Regions from separate parts of the Homo sapiens genome. Here region 1 is linked to region 2. Evidence: chromatin loops called from intact Hi-C (ENCODE). Cell type or tissue: heart right ventricle. All regions are shown on one strand. Links, peaks and the distances in the headings refer to the core of each region. The heading gives the core; the rest is flanking DNA.

The links. Peaks named below come from ENCODE experiments on the same cell type or tissue, not always from the same donor. Only the 100,000 strongest peaks of a DNase experiment are listed, where the experiment ranks them.
Region 1: a loop joins it to region 2, with 2.1 times the contacts of the local background. A loop is called at or near these places in 2 of 110 quality-filtered maps.

The regions. Positions count from the first base shown.
Region 1 is chr7:126,488,478-126,500,304 of GRCh38, forward strand. All of the region lies in intron 9 of GRM8 (glutamate metabotropic receptor 8), which reads right to left. It overlaps LOC101928357 (a long non-coding RNA gene), which reads left to right and starts at 6,835. Exons shown (of 4, transcript XR_927937.3): 1 at 6,835-6,890. In heart right ventricle, for the core only: no CTCF peak of the experiment used is centred there; no DNase peak of the experiment used is centred there; H3K4me3 peaks cover 1,112 bases; H3K27ac peaks cover 2,402 bases.
Region 2 is chr7:126,437,846-126,449,672 of GRCh38, forward strand. GRM8 (glutamate metabotropic receptor 8) reads right to left here. Exons shown (of 11, transcript NM_000845.3): 10 at 8,281-8,527; 11 at 753-1,323. The coding sequence ends at 1,274. Among named protein-coding and RNA genes, the nearest start is that of MIR592, 610 kb to the right of the region's middle. In heart right ventricle, for the core only: no CTCF peak of the experiment used is centred there; no DNase peak of the experiment used is centred there.

The DNA.
Region 1 (11,827 bases), core at 5,406-7,905, 50 kb after region 2:
CCATCCACAATCTTGTTCCACTCTATTGATAACCTTGAGTAAAACAGATTTTTTCACTTTTGTAAAACACACCTTTTTCCCCTCTCATCTTCTAATTTCACATTCTTCCCAATATTTACAATATATAAATCATTCAATCTTCCAGGAGCCAGTCCAATTCATCGCCATTCCAGATCTCTGAACTATTTTCTATACTATTGGATATGTACTCACTTATATACTATTTATGATTTTTCTTTGGGAATTAGAATTATCTTCCAAACTAGATTGTCAGACTTCCAGAGGTGAAGATTTTTAGTTCTTCTGACTTTGCTATAGTATTCTGCACAGTTATGCATATGATAATGATGATAATATCTTGAATTTTATAAATCTTAATTTTTTAGTGTAGGTCACAAATACACATGTGCCCCTATTGTATTTGTAGGGAAAACATTTAATATTATAAATTATGTTATCATGTCTTCTACTTTGGGTAACTAATATATATCAAATATATACTTAATATATTATAGAATATCAATTTATAAAGCAGTGTATAATTTCAAGCATACAAATATGACAATGCAGCCATATATAGTGGAAAAAACCTAGGCTAGGAAATAGAAGATCTAAATTTAACTGTCCACATAGTATAGACTTAAAGAAGCACATGGATTTAGAGAAGCCACAAAACATATTTGAGTCCCAATGTCTGCAACAGTGAAATGCTTATCCCCGTTCTGATATTTAAATGACGTATTTTATGAGAAAGTTTTTTTTTGAAACAATGTAGTAATCAAATGCAATCTTTTGGCATAGCTATTACCCTGAGTCCTGCACATTAACTGCAAATCAATATCAGCTATTAACATAACTACATGCACAGCATGACAATTAAAAGAACTAAAGACACACAATGGAGACATCTTTGAGAATTAAATCCAAGTACCTTGAGGTATGCAGTACTTGTCATAGAGGATGATTTGAATATTGGCAAAGTACTATGTGTGCACAGATTTCATATATAATCCACATAAAGCAAAGACGCCTTATTACCCGGTATTAGTAGTCTAAATCTGAAAGGTGTAAAGAAAAACAAGACTTTGAAGACGTATTACAGATTTATACAGGATACCACAAAGAAAGATCTTGTAAAAAATCTTTAGACTTTTCTTTTTCCCTTTAAGGTTTTACCCTCATCCACAGCAACCTTAATTTCTCTGAAAGTTATGTGTCATAATTACTTTTATGTGTTAACTTAACTAGACTTAAGGGATGCCCAGATAGCTGGTAAAACATTATTTCTTGGTGTGTGAGTGAGTGTGTTTCCTGAAGAGATGAGCATGCAAAGCAGTAGACAGAATAAAGAAGATCTGTCTTCACCAACTTAGGTGGACAGCATCCAATCCAGTGAGGGCCCAAATAGAACCAAGACGCAAAGGAAGAACAAATTCCTCCCCCTCCCCCACCAGAGCCAAGACATCAGAGTTTCTGGTTCTTGGGCCTTTGAACTCTGAGACCAGTTACTCCCAACCCCCCTGTAGTTTTCAGGCCTTCAGCCTCCAACTGGGAGTGACACCATTGCCCACTGGCTTTCCTGGTTCTCAAGCTTGCAGAGAGCAGATGGTGAGACTTCTCAGTTTCCATAACTGCATATGCAAATTCCCATACTAAATCTCCTCTTACATATCTATATCTGCGGCCTACTGGTTCTGTTTCTGTGGAGAATTCTGGCTAATACATTACCCTTACCAACATTTGGGTCTTGTTTATTTCATCTTTCTCCTCTTATCCAAGTTCTCTAATATGACCACCTCTTCATTTCAGACAAGCCCTTGGTAAGGGCACATTCCCTGCATGCTGACAACTGCTGTTCTCTTAAAAATGGTAGCATATTCTGCTGAATAAAGCCTTCCATCTTGTTTATAAAATCTTGAAGCCTTAACAGTGGAAAGACTAGCCTTAGAGAGCTTTGGCAATCAATAATCACAGCATCTTGACAAAAAAGGGTATTAATAAGCATGTGTCATTTCTTTTAAAATTAGGTTAGAAGAAATAGATCCTTAGAGAACAAGAACTATGCCAATGGACAAACGTTCTAGCCTCCTATTATTCAGATGGATATATAGAGGAGGTGGTCTCCATGTTTCAGAGGTCTTAGGAGAGTGGAGGCCCCATGGACTCTAGACACACCCTTACACACCTCTGCTGCCTCCCCTGTTTCAGTCACAATGTTTCCTCACAGATTCTTCCTCCCAAATAAACTGCCTGCATGCATGTCTATGTCTCAGACTTCTGCTTTCAGGAAAACTCAGACAATCACCGTCTTTTATGCAGCTTACACTACATTGTAGACTTTTCATATAGGTGATCTCTAATTCTAGAATAATCCTAGTAGCCTCCCATTTTAAAAATTGGAAAAGGTAATTTAAAGAGGTTAAGTAATATGTCCAAGGCATAGTAAATTCTTTACAGAATCCTGAATGTGAGTATTATTTTCGAACCATTCAACTCCAAACTTATACTCTTTCTCCTTTTATGGTAATTTTGTCAATAATAGCCAAAATGAATTGAAAACCTTCTATATGATGTACCATTGGAAAGAATGTTTCAAGTGATCAGTGAAGTTTGTTGAATCTATAATTACCCTATCCACCATGATGTCTGAGGTTGAATGTTTCCAACCAAACTGGCTTATCTTGAAATTTCAAAAATAAGCACTGTTCTACAACCGTTACTAGCATCTTATGGCTTTCATGAAGTTATATACTATTTCACAGAAACATGATTTTCCTCTCCATAGACCCTAGACAATTTTCTCAATGTAGCCCATCTTCTTTTATTTTAATGAAACTTAATCCAGGACTATTACAAATGTTCAAAAACAAAAGCGTTTTAAAATAGTGTGTCTATTATCTTCATTTTACAGGGAACTACAATGAAATGGATATTGTTTTTGTCATTTACATTTTCATAAAAACTTTATGTGCTTTTTCAAAGAACTTCAGTTTAAGAAAAAGATTATTCACAAATTTACAGTGCTTGCATTTTATAAGTATGCAAATGTAAATGTACAGAACTTAACAAATTTTACAAATTTTCATACCGTTAGAAGTAATGGGGCCTCATACAAACAACAATGAATGGGAAACAAAGACCATGTGAATTCTCCTGATTCTTTTCTTATAGCTTCTGTGAACCTTTAGCCAATTTATTTTATCTTTCTTAGCCACAGGTGTCATGTTTGTAAAACCATGTTAACAATAGGAAAGGCTGTTGAAAGAATAAATGAGATAATATTTGGAAATAACTTTAGCAATATAAGAAAATAATGAATCTGTGGATGTGGAAAGGATCTCACTGTTTCCTGTCTAGCCTTCAATAAATTTCAGAATATTTTAATCATTCATACAGATCATATATATTTCCACAAGACCTGTTTCCTCATTTATTTGTTTGAATCAGTATCTAAATAGGAAAGTGGACTTCAGAGAAGAATAATAAAAAAGCCATCCCTTCTTTCATTGCATAGTATCAATTATGCTCAATTCCCACAAGCCTTAAAAATTCAATGATTACATAATTAACATTTCTGAATAACTTTTATTTTTCTTTGAGGCAGGGTCTCAGTCTGTCACCTAGGCTGGAGTACGGTGGTGCGATCTCAGCTTACTGCAACCTCCTGGGCTCAAATGATCCTCCTGCTTTAGCCTCCCAAGTAGCTGGGACTATAGGCATGCACCACCATGCCTGGATAATTTTTGTATCTTTTTTAGAGACGGGGTTTCGCCACGTTGCCCAGGCTGGTCTCAAACTCCTGGACTCAAGTGATTCACCTGCCTCAGCCTCACAAATTGCTGGGATTACAGGTGTGAGCCACTGCACCTGGCCTATAAGGAACTGTTTATGTGCTAGGAACTGTACTAAGATTTTTACATTATCTTAATTTAATCCCAACACAATCAATGAGTACAGTGTTATTATTCACACTATATACATGAAGAACTTTAAGATAGAAAGGAAATTACTGACTTACACAAGGGCATGGTCACAGGGTGATTGTTAAAGCTGGCCTCCATCTCAGGTTTTCTGTCTCTGAAACTTTGTTCCTACTAATTCACCTCAAGCCAGTTCTTTATTAATATAGTTGGGTCACAGTAACTATCTGGTAACATTTAACTAAATAGAATTGTTTTCATAAGAATTAAGATTCAACCCATATTTTGAACTTAGGTATTTTTATTATTTTGGAATCACTGAGTTAACAGATAAAGATGTAAATAGCTTTATAGATAGGTATTCCTTATATATAGATTTCAAAATTAAGTAATTCTGTCAGATGGACCTCTTTTCCTTGGCAGAGGTGATAGACAATCAAAATGGTAACATAAGCAGAAATCACAAGTCGACACATGATATATGCATTTGAATATTGCCTGGAAAGCCTCTCCAAGTCCATTAAATTATTTTTCCTAGGGTGAATGTAAAACATATCAGTATGGGCACCAGCACATGTGCGAAGGGAAGAAAGCATTGGGAAAGTTTGTTTGTGTATTGATTTTGTTGGATAAAGTTGAGAATTTTTGTTTGTTGAGCTTTGTTTTGTTGAGCTTTGTTTGTTTTTATTAGAGAACAGAGTGGATAAAACATTTTCATCTAGTAAAACTGCTCCACTATGGAATCCCCTTTCCCTTTTTATGGTTAATAATCTTAATTGATCTTAATCTATTCAAAGTGGAAAATAGAGGGTAGAAAGCATCCAGCTTTAAGAAAGCAGGGCTATGTTACAAAATGCAACAGCAGGACTAACAGCAGGAGAGACTGGGGTCACTGTCCAGATACAGAGCACAGAGTATCTCACATGTGGTGAGAGAGGGCAGAGTTAGAGCGAAGAAGCAGAGCAGAGGACAGTGACCATGAGGCTTAGGCGGTTCTGGCTCGAAGAAATTGAGTGAAGTTTCTCTCAGACAGAGAAGAGAGTAGCATGTACCAAAAGATTAATAGGGATGTGCTAATGGAGCAATGATCATCTTTCCCGGAAGAACAGATTTTAACACAAGATGGGACTGAGCTGTTGAAAATTCTATGGCAACCACTATGTGAGAAGAAAATGAGTAGCTGTATGCAATAGCACAGGTCTACAGCTGCGCTACCTTTGACTAACGCAGCCTCCCTAAGTAGAACATGTGAAGCTTTGCTCCATCAGTGACTAGCTCTGTGACCTTGACAGAGTCCCTGACCTCTATCAGGGTGCTTTTTCATTTTCTAAGTTGGAATAATAATGGCTACCCTAGAGTTTTCAACTACCAACTCTATATGCAGTTCTCCCTAATCTGTCTTTTACCCAGACATCTATATGGTTCCCTCTGGAAGGGGGAGTAATTTATCTGATCAGTAAGATTAGACAAAGGCACTAGGAATGCGTAACTCAGCCCTGCCAAGTTTATGTTTTTGGGATCAGCTGGCTGTAGAAGGCTGTCATGAGGAGCAGCTTCCCTGGCATGACTGGCAGGGGAAGTCACAGCTCTGCGGAGCTGCTTCCTCTCTCTGATAATGAGTCTCAAGAATCACACTCATGGCCACTGGGGAAGCATGGGGTATTAGGAAGCCAGAGTTCAGCTCTCTAATCCAAGCTCTACTTTCCATCACATATTTACCAGTAATGAAGATGACCATTTTCTCATTCATTTATACCTCCATATTAATTGTGCAATTGGTTTAGAGTCTGTAGGGAGACAGCAGCATGACTGTAATTCTCACACACTAACAACTCTTCTGATGCAAGTAGTGTAAATTGTCACCATTTTTTAAAGTTGCAATATCACCATTAGCTCAAATAGATGCACACACTACTTACTATTATGTAAACAAAACATCATTTCAAACAATCTTAGAGAATGTCTGCAAACCACACGCAGGTTGTCAGTCATACACTTAATTCTAATGATTTTCAGGTAGCTTTAGGAGCCCTATCATCTATGACATGATAAAGACATCCAAAAATTCAAGTCTTGATGTTAATCATTTATATTTTTATCTCTTTAAATAAACAAAAACAGTAAAATATGAGCCCAGAGAAGAAGCATAGTAACTGATTGCAAGCACTTAGAAAATGCTTGAGGAAGACAGGTAAATCTTTGACACTCTACTTATTTTCTTTTTATTTCAAAGAGCTCCTAGTACATTTCTGCATACATTACACACACACACAAAGACAGAAAGTAACAAAACACTTCAAGTCTTCAAAAATAGAATTGTACATTTGAATGCCATAGCCACTGCCACTGTTAAAAATGCAGAATTTCAAATTGCACTTTTCTTGAAAATACATTGATACTCTGCTGGCTTAGTTTACTAAAATCACAAAATACAACGCCTAAGAGTGTACAAAATACATTCCCTTTGAAGAAAACTGAACATTGGAAAATACTATATACTTGGTTAAAATAGATGACTGCTCGTGAATATGTTCAATTAAGTTCAAAGCAAAATAATTTCCTAAGATCTCTTATTAATGGACTTTATAATACCAAAAACATTAAATTAAAAATCAATTAAACAAATAAAATGCAACCCTTACATATTAAATAACTGTTTAATCTTTCAAGTGGATATGACCTATTAATAATAGAAGCATTTGCAAACTGTGCAACAGTTCTGGTACAGAGCCAGGTCCAAGGCTAAGAGGTCAGGAAAAAAATAAGAATATGACAGTCCCATGGCATGAAGTTAGGCATCTGAAAACGTGTGTGCTCCAAAACAGAGGTCAGTTAATGGAAAATTTTAGAAGAGAAAGTTGGGTTAGAGCCAGCACAGCAAGCTGAAATCTGCTCTTACCTAACTGGCAAAGTCAGACCAGAAATACAAGCAAGAATAAGAAAGACACAAATATTTTAGAACTAAATGAGGTAAGTAGACTAAAATCCATTAATTGGGGGATGCTACTGAGAAGACTGCAATGATGACAGTACAGCAATCAGAAAAGATGTGACACATCCAGAAGGATCTCAAGGCCTTTTATCATTTTTATTCTAATTTTGATATTGAGCTGAACTTGGAGTAGAAACCAACTACCCAGGAACTTAAATGTAGAATTCTAATTGGGATTTCCAGTTTGGGTAAGGGAGTATATGAATACACAGTGCCTGCTGAGTAACAAGTTTTAAATTATTATTTTTCATCTGGTCCTCATCATTAGGGGTATCAAAAGTTTTGTTTGTAAAGACAGCAACTATCTGGTTAAATTCTTATACTGAGAACGAATGTGTAAAGATCAGCTCAGCCTACTCATGTGACAATTGTTAATGAATCCATTAACTCATATCTTTCTGCTTCTTAAGCACATATTTAAATATGCATAAATGTGTGTGTGTTTGGGTAATGAGAAAAATTTGTTGGCAAGGTGGCTAACGAAAATATCCAATCTCACTAGGCATACGTGCATGCTGATAAAATTGTTTGCACAGTAACTGTTGGTAGATTCAAACAACTACTTCAGAGTAGAAGCTCAAAGCCAAATACTTCAAAACTGAAGGGACTGAATTCAGTGGTCTTCTAACTGGATTCCACAGGGCTCCAGAGTCCTGAGCTACTTGATGAATGTTAGGGTGGGGGTAGTAAATAGGACTCTGACTCTCTGAGCTCTGTTTCTTCTATTTTACACTTAGAGTTTCAGAGAGATTTTATTTTGGAAATAATTTTTGCTACTAAAAACAAAAGGAATGCAGAAAGGAAAGGACAGAGAGAAAGGGAGGAAGGAAGGAAGAAAGGGAGACAGTGTGGAAGGAAGGATGGATATACGGAAGAAAGGAAGGAGGTAGGAGGGAAGGAAAGAAGGAAAGGGAAGAAACGAAAGAGAATCTGCAGATTTTATAGATTAGATAAATGAGGTCTACATACCTTAAGTGACATTTCACACATTCCTGACACAGGTAGAACTAAAACTCAGTCTTCCTTATTCTTCTATGACAAGAAGTATTGATGGCTCCATTTGTGCTTTTAGAAGAGAAGTTCTCAGATTTTTTTGAGCCAAAGGTTTCAATAGTTCCACTACTGTGAAACCAAGACACATCTGTCACTTGCACTTAGATGCTAACAGACTTTTCTGAACGAGGAAATGTTCACTGGAACCATGTTTTTTGCCATCGTTTTTTACTAGAATATCTAATTTGTCAACCTCTCCCTTTGAAGGTAAAATCATCCAGAGGTCAGTTGCACTTAAACTATGATTATCACTCAATAACTCGGTGGCTTTGGACAAGTTCTTCCCTGTCTAATCAGTTGCAGAACTAGTAGGATGGTTGTAGGAGAAATTGGGGTGATGTAGTTAAATCACTTGAGTGTTTCTCAATTGATTTCTCACATTGTTCCTCACAAAAAAGCCTTTTTAGACATTATTTTCCTAATCTCCCCCCCACAGGTGAAATTTAAACAGCATACATGCACTGTATACCTCTTTATGTACTGAATGCATATCTGTGCTTTATTCATAATAAGAGAATGAGTTTTGGATTTTTTTTTTTTTTTTGCTGCTGCTGTGCAAATAACCAATTTTAATCCCTTTGGGGGCAATAATGTTATCATTGAGAAGGTATGAAATAGGCTAATATTTAATACCATACACAAATAGCAAGGGTTGGGCATAGTGATTATGAGCCAATTTCAGCGTGTGGATAGAATGCAGAGTACCAGAGAGCCAACATCCCTCCAAAATAAAAGATGCAGCAGATTACAGAAAGATGATGGGGGCACACATGAGAAATACTACTAATTATTACAGTAATGTGTACTGTACTATGCTTTCAACTTTACATTTGCCAATTCATTAATTTTCTTAAAAGCCTTAAAAACTATTTAAATATGAGGAAACTTGGGAGCAACAACAGTGGATGGAGGGCCATCCTTCAAACCTGGGTATGTCTGTCTCCAAAATTCAGGGTATTTTCATTAGCACTCTGACATCTAACTTGGCATTTTAAGCTGCAACTGCCTGAAGTTACTAATTTCTAAAGAGGGATTCACTGGCTATTCTTGTCAAATGACTGGCTGTGTATGTAGATATATTCGAAATAATATTAGATGGTCCCAGTTGGAACTGCCCTGCCTGGACATTCTCCTTGGCCTGTTGATGTCCTTGCCCCATTTCTGTCATTATAACAACCCAATAATTGGTTTAACCTCTTAAAATTATTCTAGATGGAATGGTTTTTATCCCCTATGAATACATTACAATCTTTCTGTAAATGGTAAATGTAAAACTTAAGGGCTGCATTGCAACGTTGGGTTAAACCCGTATGTACTGATGTATAAATGTGAGTCTTAAATGATAGGCAGTAGTAACCTATGATGCTGAGAGTGCCCTATTATAAAACGGAGGGAGAAATGGGCATCAGTAGATCAGCCATGAAAGACAAGCATTAAAGGGCATTTGTCAGTAGAGTGTAGGTGGGGACCTCTTGCTTCTTGAATGGAACATAAAGTGCAAGGGAATAATTGGAGTGCAACAGAAATACATTTTTAGATGAGGGCTAGAAAATCAAGCCTAAGACAAAGAAATCCCTTGACCCTGAAATATCTCCTAGAGAAGAAAAGGATGGATTCTGGAAACTTAAGGAACTCAGACACAAGTCTCCAAGGGTTAGATAATTTCATGATGAGAGGTGGGGTCTGAAGCCATAAAAATTCTTGGAAATTACCAAAAGACATAGGAGAGCTGTGTATACGGAGGGACAGCTTTGCATATTGAAGCTGCAAGTACTTTAAGAAACTCAATTGTTCTGATGTATATTTGTACCTAGAAAACTGTTTCTTATAAAGAAAGGAAAAAAGAAACATCTTGACTGCTCATGCATGATAAACTGTGTGGGATCAAGTAAAGGAAGATAGTATTAAGGGCCAAAGAGAGGCATAAGCTCTTTCTCAGGACCATAAAAGCAAGGGTATTAGCCTTTGACCCATGACCATTAGTGGGGGCCTCAGAAGATTCTGCTTTCTGCAAGAGTACCTGGTTTCCAGGGTACCATTTTAATAGACCATAGCATGGGAAGCCCCTTGCTGGCATACCATCATAGACAACTGAAAACGGCTCTACAGAAAACACTCACTCACACAGGAGGCAGTAAGTCTCCAGAAAAGTGGGGGGACATGTACTGTTGGCTGTCTCTATTGCTTTTGTCTGATTAATGAGCTGGCAGTTGATGGTAAATATTTTATAGCATAATTTACTTCTTCACTTTTTCCACCTTACTTCTGCCCTGTGCTTTACCAATATATTCAAGCTTCATTGGCAGTACCTGTAAAAGACAAGCTCTAATGGACATAATGTAGCTAATGTGTCAAATTAGGACTTTCATTATGTGAAATTTGATTATGGGTCATAAATTACGTATTTATCTTGCATTAACTGATGAAGGTAACTTGTTAATTAGATGAAATCAAAGTTATTGACCTATAGTGAATCTCTTCTACATTTATTGTTGGCATAAAATAAAATATCATGACAAGAATACAAATGCATATTTATTTTGTTACTAGATATGTAACATTTTTTAAAAATTCCTGGGAGAACAGATGTGAAATTTGGGAGAATCTATGAGAGATTTACTCAGAATTCATATTTATTATCTTTTCCGTTTATGAAGTTGTTGTCTCTCAACAAACCTCTCCAAATTTGAATCTCTCCAAATCCACTCTTCTATATACTCTGTTTGTGGTGCTGGGGGAAGAGTGTCTGCAAACTACATTTTTTTTTTTATTTTCTTAAGGTTCTATTTTATTTTTAATTAACAAACCACAATGAGATGTCACCTTCTACCTGTTAGATTAGCTATTATCAAAAGATGAAAGAGCTTAAATGTTGGCAAGGATGTGTAGAAAAGGAAACCCTTCTATACTCACTGTTGGTGATATTGTAAATTAGTAAAACCATTTTGGAAAATAGTATAGAGGTTCCTCCAAAAAAAAAAAAACTAGAATTATCGTATGATCCAACAATCTTACTACTAGGTATAGACCCAAAGAAAATGACATCGGTATGATGAAGGGATGTCTGCACTCCCGTGTTCATTAAAGCATTATTCACAATAGTCAACCTAAGTGTTGTTTCCATTTGAGTATTTCTACACAGTGAAATACTATTCGGCCTTTAAAAAAAAGGGAATGTCTGTTATTTGTGACAACATGGATGAGCTGGGAGATATGTTAAGTTAAATGAGCCAGGCACAGAGAGAAAAATATCATCTGATCTCACTTATGCGTGGAATTTAAAAACGTCATAGAAGACAATCTAAAGAACTCATAGAAGTAGAGAGTAGAATGGTGGTTACCAGAGGCTGGGGGGAGGTGGGTGGATGGGGAAAAAGGAAATGTTGGTCAATTAGATTGGAGACATAAGTTCTAGTGATTTACTGCACAGCAAGGTAATTATAGTTAATAACACTGTATTCTATATATACAATTACTTTGTTAATTAAAAATAAAACTAAAAACAACAATTGTATATATTTATGGGGCGTGATGTTTTGATATGTGCGTATATACATATATACGTAGAAAGATCAAATCAGGCTAATTAACATATTTATCACCTCAAGTACTTATGATTTCTTTATGATGAAGACATTTAAAGTCCACTCTTTCAGCCATTTTGAAATGTACAATACATTCTTATTAACTATAGTCACCTTGCTGTACAATAGAACACCAGAACCTAGTCCTCCTGTCTTACTGAAATTTTGTGCCCTTTCATCAACATTTCCCCTTTTCCTGTCCTCTCTCCCCTGCCCCCTCAACCTCTGGTAACCACCATTCTACTCTCTATATAAATTCCACTTTTGTAAGTTCCATC
Region 2 (11,827 bases), core at 5,705-8,204:
AGAGGAGCCCGTGACAAAAATGGTACAGATTTGAAAGCCATTATCAGCTTCCTTTTATCCATTCTGGCATGGTTTATTAATATGAGACAGGCTCCCTGTTTCCTCTCTCTTTAATGATACTGCTCCATGAACCAATGAATGTTTTCATTTGGAAAATAAGAAAGCACTGATATGTTATCTGAACTGTGGCTTCTTTAGTGGTGCCAAGGGAATAAATATGCTAATTCTCTGCTTTGAAGAATGTACTAGGTAAGGCCCATTACTTCACTGATTTCAGTGATTTTTATGCCCAGGTGAGAAAAGGTTAATACTACATACCACAGGATATTTCATTATGCAAAAGTTTTGATTTAGGAATGTAATGGGGAATTTCAGTGACATGTTTTGACGTACTTTCAAATGGTAATTTTCATACTCTGTTCTCCAAAGTAAAGTTTAATTCATCATTTGTTAATTAACTCAAAGCAATTTACCTCAAACTATTGCTTGATTCTTCATAAAAGAAGCAGTTACTATGAAAAGCTACCACAGAAATCTTGAAATATTCACAAAGTCTTACACAAATAATGCTTTTTAATATAGGAATAAAAGACAGTCTTCCTCTTATGCACACAAATGTACAAAAACACATTCCTCAAAGAAATATTTTCTCAGAACATCAGGGCTTTCATAGAAGGAGCTAAAAAACAGCAGAAGTGCCAACTAGAAAGAAGAGTTTTCCCTAGCTTTAAAACTGGAACGAAACAACTCTCAACATTTGCAAAACATTCCTTTATTATTAGAAATAAATTATTTGTATAAAAAATTGCATGCATCAATCATTGCATTTATTTTTAGCACAACCCAGGGCTTCAATCTGGTCAGCCATTACAAGAAACAGACTCATTGTCTTATACAAGTTAAACAATGTGGGACAGGAACGGGAGTTCTCACAATCACAGAAAAATACAAGAATAACATCAGACATTATTTATTTCAACAGCATTTTTTTTCACGAGCTAACATTAGTTTTCCTTTTGTGATTTGTTTTAACTGCTCATGAATAAGCAATACTTTAGCTTGACACTCATTGGTTTTATTGTATAAAACGGGTTTCTTCACTCCCCGTTTATTGATACTTTTGGCTCATGGCTAATTTTTGTTCCTTACAAGACTGACTATTGATTTGATTGATTGTAGTCTACGGAGATCTCCAGGAGTGAATTTTTGCGGTCTCATGTTCATCATTTAAGATCATATACCACATCTCTTCAGATTGTGCCATTTCCCTGTTTCAGATTGAATGATTGCTGTAACTGATATATGTTGTCTTGGTAGAGGAAGCTGTTAAGATAAATGAGGACAAATTAAAATAGTATATAATAATACATCCTTTTGTTAATATGATTTTAAAATTCAAGTCCTGTAATGACTTTTTAATAATATCCAGCTTTTACAGCATGTTACTCATTATTTTTAAACCATTCACAGTCATGCACAGCACAACGACATTTGAGCTCGACAGCAGACTGCATTATATAAAGGTGGTCCCATGAGATTATAATGGAGCTGAAAAATTCCTATCACCCAGTGAACACATAACACAACACAACACATAACACAACACATAATTCACATGTTTGTGGTTTGTTGTGTAAACAAATTTCCTGTACTACCAGTCATGAAAAAGCATAGCACATACAATTATATACAGTACATAGTACTTGATAATGATAACAAATGACTATGTTGCTGGTTTAAATATTTACTACACTATACTTTTTATCATTATTTTAAAGTAGACTTCTTCTACTTATACATTATAAAGTTAACTGTAAAATGGCCTCAGGCAGGTCCTCCAGGGGTATTCCCGAATAAGGCATTGCTATTACAAGAGATGACAGCTCCATGTGTGTTATTGCCCCTTAAGACCTTCCAGTGGAATAAGATATGGAGATGGAAGTGATATTGATAATCCTGACCCTGTGGAGGCCTAGGCTAGTGTGTGTGTGTGTGTGTGTGTGTGTGTGTGTCTTAGTTTTTAATACAAGAAGTTTAAAAAGTAAAATGAATAAATAAAAATAGAAAAAAGTCTATCCTTGAGTAAGGGTATAAAGAAAATATTTTTTATAGCTGGACAATGTGTTTGTGTTTTAAGTTTTTATTACAAACAAGTCAAAATTTAAAAAGAATAAAAAGTTCATAAAGTAAAATTTATAGTAAGCTAAAATAGTATATATTGAAAAAGGAAATGTTTAAAATAAATTTAGTGTAGTCTAAGTGTAGAGTTTTTATAATATCTACAGTGGCTGGGTGCAGAGACTCACGTCTGTAATCCCAGCACTTTGGGAGGCCTAGGCAGGTGGATCACGAGGTCAGGAGTTTGAGACAAGCTTGACCAGCATGGTGAAATCCTGTGTCTACTAAAAATACAAAAATTAGCCGAGCATAGTGGCACATGCCTGTAATCCCAATTACTCAGGAGGCTGAGGCAGGAGAATTGCTTGAACCGAGAGGCAGAGGTTCCAGTGAGCCGAGATCGCGCCACTGCACACCAGCCTAGGCAACAGAGCAAGACTCCATCTCAAAAAAAAAAAAAAAAAAAAAAAATTTACAGTACTGCCATGTCCTAGGACTTCACATTCAATCACCACTCATTCACTTAAAGATCCAGGGCAACTTCTAGTCCTACAAGCTCCATTCATAGTAAGTTCCCTATTTACATGTATACCATTTTTTATCTTGTATACTCTATTTTTACTGTATCTTTACTATGTTTAGATATGTTTAGATATACAAATATCATTGCATTACAACTGTGTACACAATTCAGGACAGTAACATGCTGTACAGGTTTGTAGCTTAGATAGACTAGGCTACACCATATTGCCTGGGTGTGTCGTAGGCTATACCATTTGGTTTGTGTAAGTACACTGTATGATGTTTGCGCAAAGACAAAATTGCCTAACAACACATTTCTTAGAACATGTCATCAAGCAATCCATGACTGTAGTAAAAATTAAATGACAGTAGAAACAAAAATGCTGCAGCAATTTTAATCTGTCAAAATCAGTAGCCTCATTTATAGTATATAAATATTTACTAGAAAACTAAAAATATAAAAGTGCTAATCTTTAATATTTTGGTAAAATTTTACATTTGCACATATGTAAAATGAAAGAACAGATCAATTATCTGTCCTACAAAATATAAAAAATATTTTTTACTACCTAAGTCAAAGACCTCAATTCTTAGAGGCTGATGTAATGACCAAGAAAGGTAAGTAATTATAATTAGCTGTCCTATGAGAATGAATACCTCTTCCACTTAAAAATACACAATAATCTTAGACTCTAGAGGTAAACATGCTAAAATATCAAATATATAGAAAACATGTGAATTGCCAATGCATATTTATGGTTTCTTTTGGTTTCATCAAAAGGAGACAAATGAAGATAAAATTTAAGAAAATAAAGACTCAAATAAAGAAATGTTTAATTGTTCTGTTGCCAACATACTGTAAAGTAAAACTCATTATTGTAAGGCCATTACAGAGATATTATGCCAAATTTATACTCATGCCTAAGCTTCTGGAGAATATAAATCTAAATCCAAATAATTCCTTTGTATTGTTGAAAGATGTGATGCAATGAATCTCTGTCCTAAAATTCAAATGTGATGTCCTATTTTTTCATGTAATTCTGGAATGAATAATCGTAAGATAAAAGATACTTTAAAAAGCAAAGAATGTATGTGTTTCAATATATGAATCCAATTCAGGATGAAACAGATTTTTAGAAAATAATTTATTTATTGAACATTGAATAAGACTAGAAATTGTAAAGTTCCTCCTCGGAAATAACTGACAATCAGACTCATTCCATCTTAGTGACACTATTGATGGATTAGACAAGTTCTTACCAGAGACCAAGTTCATACAAAGTTCACAACCACTAAAATTAACTCAGATAGCCCTAAGAAGTGCTACTATAGATGTTTTTTTCATTGTTGTTATTTTTTATTTCATTGAATATTATGAGCTTCAGGCTAAAAATAGTTGACATATCTGCTTATCTTATCTACATTGCTTATCCTTCTAGGTTATTATTGTGGCACCCTGCAAAGGAAGTAGACTTTAGACCTGGTTTTAAATTACATTCTATTCCCTGCAAAATGCGTGAAAAAAAAAAAATCATTGGGCCAGGTTACTGGGCCTCAGTTTTATCACTGGTTCAAAACCTACAATACTGTGTTCCTGTAAGGTCAAAAGCAGAATAGATCGGGATGGAACAGCTGTAGTCTGGAAGAACCAATATAGAACCAGCCTCCCTCCCTCCTTTCCTCCCTATCTCCCTTCCTTTCTTCCTTCCTTATTTTCTTTTCTTTCCATGAACCATACATGAGACCTAATGGAGTCTTACTTTCTACTTAACCTTTCCAAAAGGTAAAATATTTGTTACATTTGGTTTGGTGTGAAGTGAAACACAATGATTTTCTATGATCACTCACTTTTACTTTCTATTTTTAATTTATATAATACTCTCGTATGCCTCTAAATTTCCTCTAAGAAAATAAAATCTGTCCTTCAGTTCTGCTTTTGAAGGACTTTCATATAATCTTCACAGACAAGGTGGAGAAAAATTGTCATAAGAGTGATAAAAATGACTGTTAAAAGGGTCATCCAACTTCCTACACTGTTCAATATTTTCAACAATAACTAAAATGTATGAAATAGTTATAAAATTTGTATATAGCTAGAAAAAGAATTATGGTTGAAATAGAGTAGCAAGAGCTGATAGATCTTGAACAATAAAGTTTTCAGAAGATGTCCATTCAACAGATGGCAGTTTGGATTAGATCAGTTTTAAGGATCTTTCTAACTTTGGGGCTCTGTAGCTAATTAAAAATTAACATATTATTTTTTGAACTCTTAAACATGGTTTCTAGAAAGAAAATGGTAGAATTCTATTGAGAATTGAGAAAACAATTCACAAAAGGACAGCAATGCTAATTTTCCTACTGGTTAGAAAAGGAAGTGTAAGGTTCTGGAATCAGATGATTTAGTCAACATGAAAGCAATGATAAGGGACAAACTTTGTGGATGGCAGATACCTCGCAAGAATCTTTATCCCAGAAGTATTATAGAGCAAAATGAATCAGAGATGTACCAATGAGTTCATAGGGAGATGTTTTTCACGGTGCTGATGAATATGCTCATATGAAAATCAGTTTTTGAGCACAGCAACAGTAAATTAATTTCCTTGTGTGCATCACACTGTGTTCATAAGCTAGAAAAAACAAATCTACCTCCAGCAGCAGCTGTTTTCATGAATTATTCATGAACATAGCTTAAAGAATACTATGTACAGCATTTGTTAATTGGGTACAGTTGGCAAAATTCATATATATCAACTTTGTTTCTAACTCCCCTCGCACTCTGTTGTGAAATAACACTTGACCTTTTTTAAAAATGTAAACTATAGTCTGCAAATTCAGCAACTAACACAACACTCATTGGTTTCCCATCCAGCTTCGTATTACTTATATTTACTCTGTGTAGCTTTTGAAACTTTAAAATCTTGAACACAGATCTACCCTTTCATTGTAGGATGGCCATGGAAGTGAACAAAGGTTAAAAATGGTGATCTGGAGTAGGATTGTGGAAGGATGTGTGAAGATGTCACACATCTTTCTCTCCTGAATGAGTACACTGTAATCACTTTACTTCGGCCCAACTTATTCAAACCTAAATTATACTCCTGTAAAAGATCAATGCACTAAAATCTCCAAAGTACAATTAAACTTTTTTTTCAGGCAGTAACTGATATTATCTTGATTTACTTTTTGACTTTACTTCACCTTCTAAACGTGAGCATCTGACTCCTCCAGAATATTATAGGCTTACCCTCCAAATAGGCCTTGTTTTTGCAATCTTTCATTCTTATTTTAGAGAAAATAGAGAAATACATGCAGGCTATATAATTTCCATTTCAACATTAATAGAAAATAACCAAAGGAAAACAGTATCTGTATGAGATTTACTTCAATAATATGAGATTGGTTCTTATCAATACTGAGAATTTTGTTTTTCAGGGCATGTATTTATTCTTTTAAAGTGGTGAAAAAGTTTATTAAATTTTTTCTCCACCACTTTCCAAAGGTGAGTCTGAATGACTGGTATTTATATCACTATAAGTTTGGTTCTTTAATTTGGCAACCATATTTTATAAAGTTTTCTGGATTGCTGCTAAAAAAGAAAAAAAAAAGAGAAAAACAGGTAAAACAATAGACTCTGGTGAGTCATAGTGAGAAGTGCCAGTGTTCAAATTACATCACTGGCCAACAGCAGTTTATTGGCATCCTATAATAGCTTTCAACTTCCTACACTAATGCTGTCAAGGTAGGAAAAAAGGTAAAATTCTGTCCTCAAATCACAAGCATTCTACTTTGATGCCTTTAATGGCAGTTACAGTATACCTTTTGCTAAGAGCCGAAATAGGTTTATCATTAGTAAATTGCTTACCTATACTCAGAGATGATTGTAATGATTTGTTACTAAAGCCCATCCTTACCTTGCTTCGCATATTTCTTACTTCACAAGGTTTCATGTTTGCAGAAAGGTGAATATGTGGAGGGTGTTTGTGAAATTCTTGTAAGGTTCATTTCTCTACACGTGACTAAATTTGGTATTGGTGACCCGAAGATAATCTTTTTAGAACCAATCTGGCTAATGATTCCAGGTAAGCTGATAGTAACTGAAACCAATATGTCTAATTAAGCAATGCTAATTAACTATCACAGGATAGTTCTGTGTATGGTAAATTAGAGTAGACAATGCTTATCTAGAAATCTTGATAGAAAAGAAGGTTTGTAGATGGAATGTAGACCATAAGTTGCTATAATAATTAAACCAAATAAAATTAATTTTTAGTTTTTTCTTATATTTAGTGTCAAAAGTATGGAGAGTAGGGGATACAGACTGCTGGATGAATATGAGAGGAAGAGAATATTTTTGCATAGGATTTTGTCCTTAATGCCTGACCGGGTGTGGTAACTCACACCTGCAATCCTAGCACTTTTGGAGGCTTAGGTGGGAGGATCACTTGAGCCTAGGAGTTAGAGACCAGCCTGGGCAACAGAGTGAGACCCTGTCTCTACAAAACAAACAAACAAACAAACAAACAAACAAAATTAGCTGGGCATGACAGCACATGCCTGCAGTCCTAGCTATTTGGAAGGCTGAGGTGGGAGGATCACTTGAACCCAGGAGGTAGAGGCTGCAGTGAGCCTAGATCATACCACTGCACTCCAGTCTGGGCAACAGAGCAAGCTCCTGTTTCAAACAGAAAAAACAAATATTGAATCCCTATGCTATATTCCAAAAGACTGGAAGCCACTCTAATACAAGTACCTTTGCTTTTCTTTCTTTTTTGATTCATCTGTAGAACCTAGTAAGGTAAAGGTTGTAATGTTTACCATATTCAGCTTCCTGGTATTTTACCATACAAATCTTCAAATTATTTGCCACTCTTTCATAGATACCAAGATGGGCTTCAATAGATCAGTTAAATTCTACTGGTTGAGCACAGATTTCTGTGTATTGTTATCATGTGCTTTTTCCTGGGTGGACTGTAGAGACGAAAATAGGTAAAGAAAAGAAAAATGGAAAGGTGGTTGTAGAAAAGATTCTATTTCCAGGATCATGAGGCTTTTAAAGAAGAACTTTAATTATCTTAATATATCCAAGAAGGGAAGTCAAGGGAAGCCCTCAGGAAGCCCAAGGAAAGGGGACCACGTGGGAGAAACAAGTATTAACTGTGACTTAACTAAACATATTGGCTAACTAGAGTTCTCATTTCCCTAAAGGCACAAATAACATCATTTATATGTGTAAGATCTGTAGTGATATTCTGTAAGTATCAGCAAACTACTGATACTATAAAAAGCACCCAGTATGGAACAAGAAAAATTGTGGAATTGTTTCCAAGTACTAAAAGATAATTTTTATAAGAAGATGACGCTTTCAAATACCAAGCTTTGTAATGCTTCAAAAGAAAGATCTGAATGTCATGCTTTGTAAAAGAGATTTTGTGAGCAAGTTTGTACTCTGTAGAACAGCCGCTCATCTTGAGACCATTTGCTTCGAATGGTTTTAAATGTGATGGTGTCACGGTATGTGAGTACCATCATGCCCCTGGAAACATGTAGCACAATCCCCAAGACTAGGAGAAGAATGTTCAACGTACATCTATTAGGAAGTGCTCCCGCTCTTGACCATCGGAAACTCTACAGATGACTTACTGTTGGTTTCAAGACTCTCACAGAGTTCACTTTTCACCTCGCCATTTGGTCTGTCATTTCCTTTTTGGATCAGTTTGCTTTGCATGGTGGCAGCTGTCACCACAGCCTTGAAGCTCCTCTTGCGTTTTTGAACATTCTGTTCTGGATGAAAAATTATAATATAAACCTTGGGCATATAGAGCATGCCCAGAGATACTGAAGCACTTAAACTCATGGAGACAGTAAGTGTTGTTGTCTGGATGTACATCTGAGGGAAGAAAAAAAAAAGAATCACTGTTGGTAAGCCTAACAGTAGGAGATAAAGCAAATAACATACTATTTTCTAAAATTGTTCCAGCTTCTCTGCTAAAGGCACATTAAAAGGCACTTATTGAAATTGTCCTTAATTATAGTCAACCATTCCTGTGTCCTAACCTGCAAATGTAAATGAGTAAGGTTATTTTTTTATTGAACCCAATTTATTAAAATAAAAATACAAACAACCAAGCTGGTGGAGTTTATTTTCCTTTTTAGATTATAAATAAACATACATAAGGAAGGGGACCAAACCAGTCTGGCAAAACACTAACACTTAATGCCACACAGAACTTCTTTAGAAGGTACTAGTGGGCCAAGTGTTATTGTAGCAATAAGTTTAACCCAGAAGGTAAGTATACATAGTGAAAATAGAGTGGGAGTGCAACATTCCAGAACATCACTATTACACACCTGTGCTTGAATAATGCTAGTGGTTGCATCTTCACATCATTACATAATTCCAACTACCAAAAATCACAAGCATGTCATAAGGGCTTGATTTTTTTTAACAGTCCCTCTAAAGAACACTTCCAGAAGGTTCTCAGTGATAGCATCATATCGAAATAAGTCAGGTGCTTTTATAAAATATGTAAGATCTCCTCCCTCCAAGATATATGCACTGGGATATGGTCCCGGTCACTGCATTCTGAAATTCTCCCCCTGTGCTCATTGCTTGCCCTTATCCCACTGAAATCGACTGCTCTGATACTTACAGAGAGAGCTCTTTCTGGAAGGTTTTTCTTTCTACAAGCTAGAGGTTAAGAATCTGAAAAAAAAACCAAAGCTAAAATCACTGCTTTGGCTTTTTCTTTTTTGGTTATGGTATAGAAACAGAAACAGCAGTATTTCATTCTTTAAAAACAGAAACAAAAACCTTTGATCTGGTTCCACTTTTCATGTCCTGAGCTCAAAATAGAATTTTCCCCAAATAACTTGGGATACTGAGGCCACGGAGAAACCACATCTTAAGACTGTAAAGAGATTCTCCCTTTGTCATATCTACGACCCTCATTAATAGATCTGTTCACTCTATTTACATCTCTGAATATGATCCTGATTAGTTGGATTTTTTAAATATGTTTTAATCTGTTAGTCTTGCTAACATCTATCATACTAGTTAGATCTCATCTGGCAATCCTCAAGACCAAACTAATTGTGTCCTTTTAAATAAAGAATCAAAAACAAAACAAAACAAAACAAAACAAAAAAAACCATTCGCCCTCAAGGGTAAATAACTGAATCAGCATTAGTGTTGCCTTTTCCTAGAGGAGAAGGTTTCTCTTAACAGATGGCAAAACCTTGCGGTAAAGAACTGTCCAAACCATGAGCAGGATGTGAGGCACAAGTTAAGAAACTGTCTTTGGATATAAAATCATACCATGCACACTGCTGAATTTACTGCCCAGTTCATCTGCCACTAAGGCTGTCCTTGCATCCTTGCATAAGAGCTCATTGTTTAAGTGTGGAAAATGCTTTAACGAGATTTACTACAAAGTTTACAAGATTTACTACAATTAAGACCATCCCAATGAAATAGGGATGTGTACGTTTACGGCTTATAAATCTCCTAAGTTTTGCCATCTACTTTTAAGCAACCTATTATTTTAAACATTCCTAAGCTTCCTAAGTATTGGTTAATCTTTTTTGAATTCCTGCTTATTTTCAAGCTAGCATTGCTGCAAAAACCTACATAGAAAATTGACTGCAGAGAGAGGACATAAAGGTAAGAAAAGAATGTGGCAAAGTACAAACCACACCCATACATGTTCCAATGCCAGTCAAATAGAAAACCACCAGTCAGACTCTTTCAAGTCAATTTAGCCTAAAAACAAACAAACAAATCCAACGACGAAACAGCCATAAAATGATGGGAACATCTATACTGATTAGTTGGATTTTTTAAATGTGCCTTAATCTGTTAGTCTTGCTAACATGTATAGTACTAGTCCAAATAGTATAAAAATATTTTTGTAATAAACATCCTATACATTTTCTCTGTTACCAAAAATATAAATAATAGTCTTCTCTTATTTGGAATAATTTCTGCGATATATAGTAAATTTAATCCTGCCAAATATTAGACATGAAGAGGACTTTGGAATGCTAGCTTCCTCGTTAAATAAATTACCGCAGTCTATCCTTTTGGCAAGCCAACTCAATGAAAGATGTAATAAACACAGATATTAGAATTAAATAGTACCATGGTTAGTGTAGCAAGCTCTTCATTGGACGCTATACTTTCAAATTATACCAAAATGCTGATCTTAATTATGTACTTTCTTAAGACAGCTTCTGAAAAATTTTAATGTGAGTTTAATACAGGAAAGGCATCTAACAAAATCCTTAGCAAACTAACAGAAGAATAGAAAACCAAATACTGCTTGTTCTCACTTATAAGTGGGAGCTAAATGATAAGAACACATGGAGACATAGAGGGGAACAACACACACTGGGGCCTTTTGGAGGGTGGAGGGTGGGAGGAAGGAGAGGATCAGGAAAAATAATAACAGGTACTAGGCTTAATACATGGGTGATAAAAATAATCTGTACAACAAACCCCCATGGCACAAGTTTACCTATATAACAAACCTGCACTTGTATCCCTGAACTTAAAATAAAAGTTAAAGAAATCCACAAAATCATACCCTAAGTCCACAACCTTACAGTGGCCTAGCATTTGTTACAGGGCCATGGAAGGAATATGTTCCAGTAGACCTGGGTATGAATTCTGAACCACCACTTAAATACATTTTTTTAAAAGATAAAGTTTACAGAGAAACTCTAGAGTTATTTTCTGGGTGATTAAAGTCCCCAAACCAACCTCCCAGGCTACAATCTAAACCAATCAATCTTCCCTGGTTATTGGACAAATATGGTATCTTATTTTCTTCTCTGAACAGTAAGTTCTTATCTATGTCACAGGGTGGGGTTGGGGGTAATACTTTTCTCATAGAGGAGTTACAGGGTAGCATGATATATTTATAAAATCTCTTACAGATACAAGATAGCTCAAGAAACATTCTTTACCCTACAACTTTGCATCTAAAAATATGCTAACAAAGTATCCTCCCAGGAGTATAGGACAAAAGAAGGACCTATTACACACTTATTCAAACCAGTTTTGTTTAGAGAAGAGCTGATAGCCAGGCTCTGACTATACGATGTTGAGGAAAAGGCCTTTGTAATCTCACTTCAATGTAGACAGAATAAAATTTTGTCCAAATGTGAACTCAAGACCATATTTACTGCC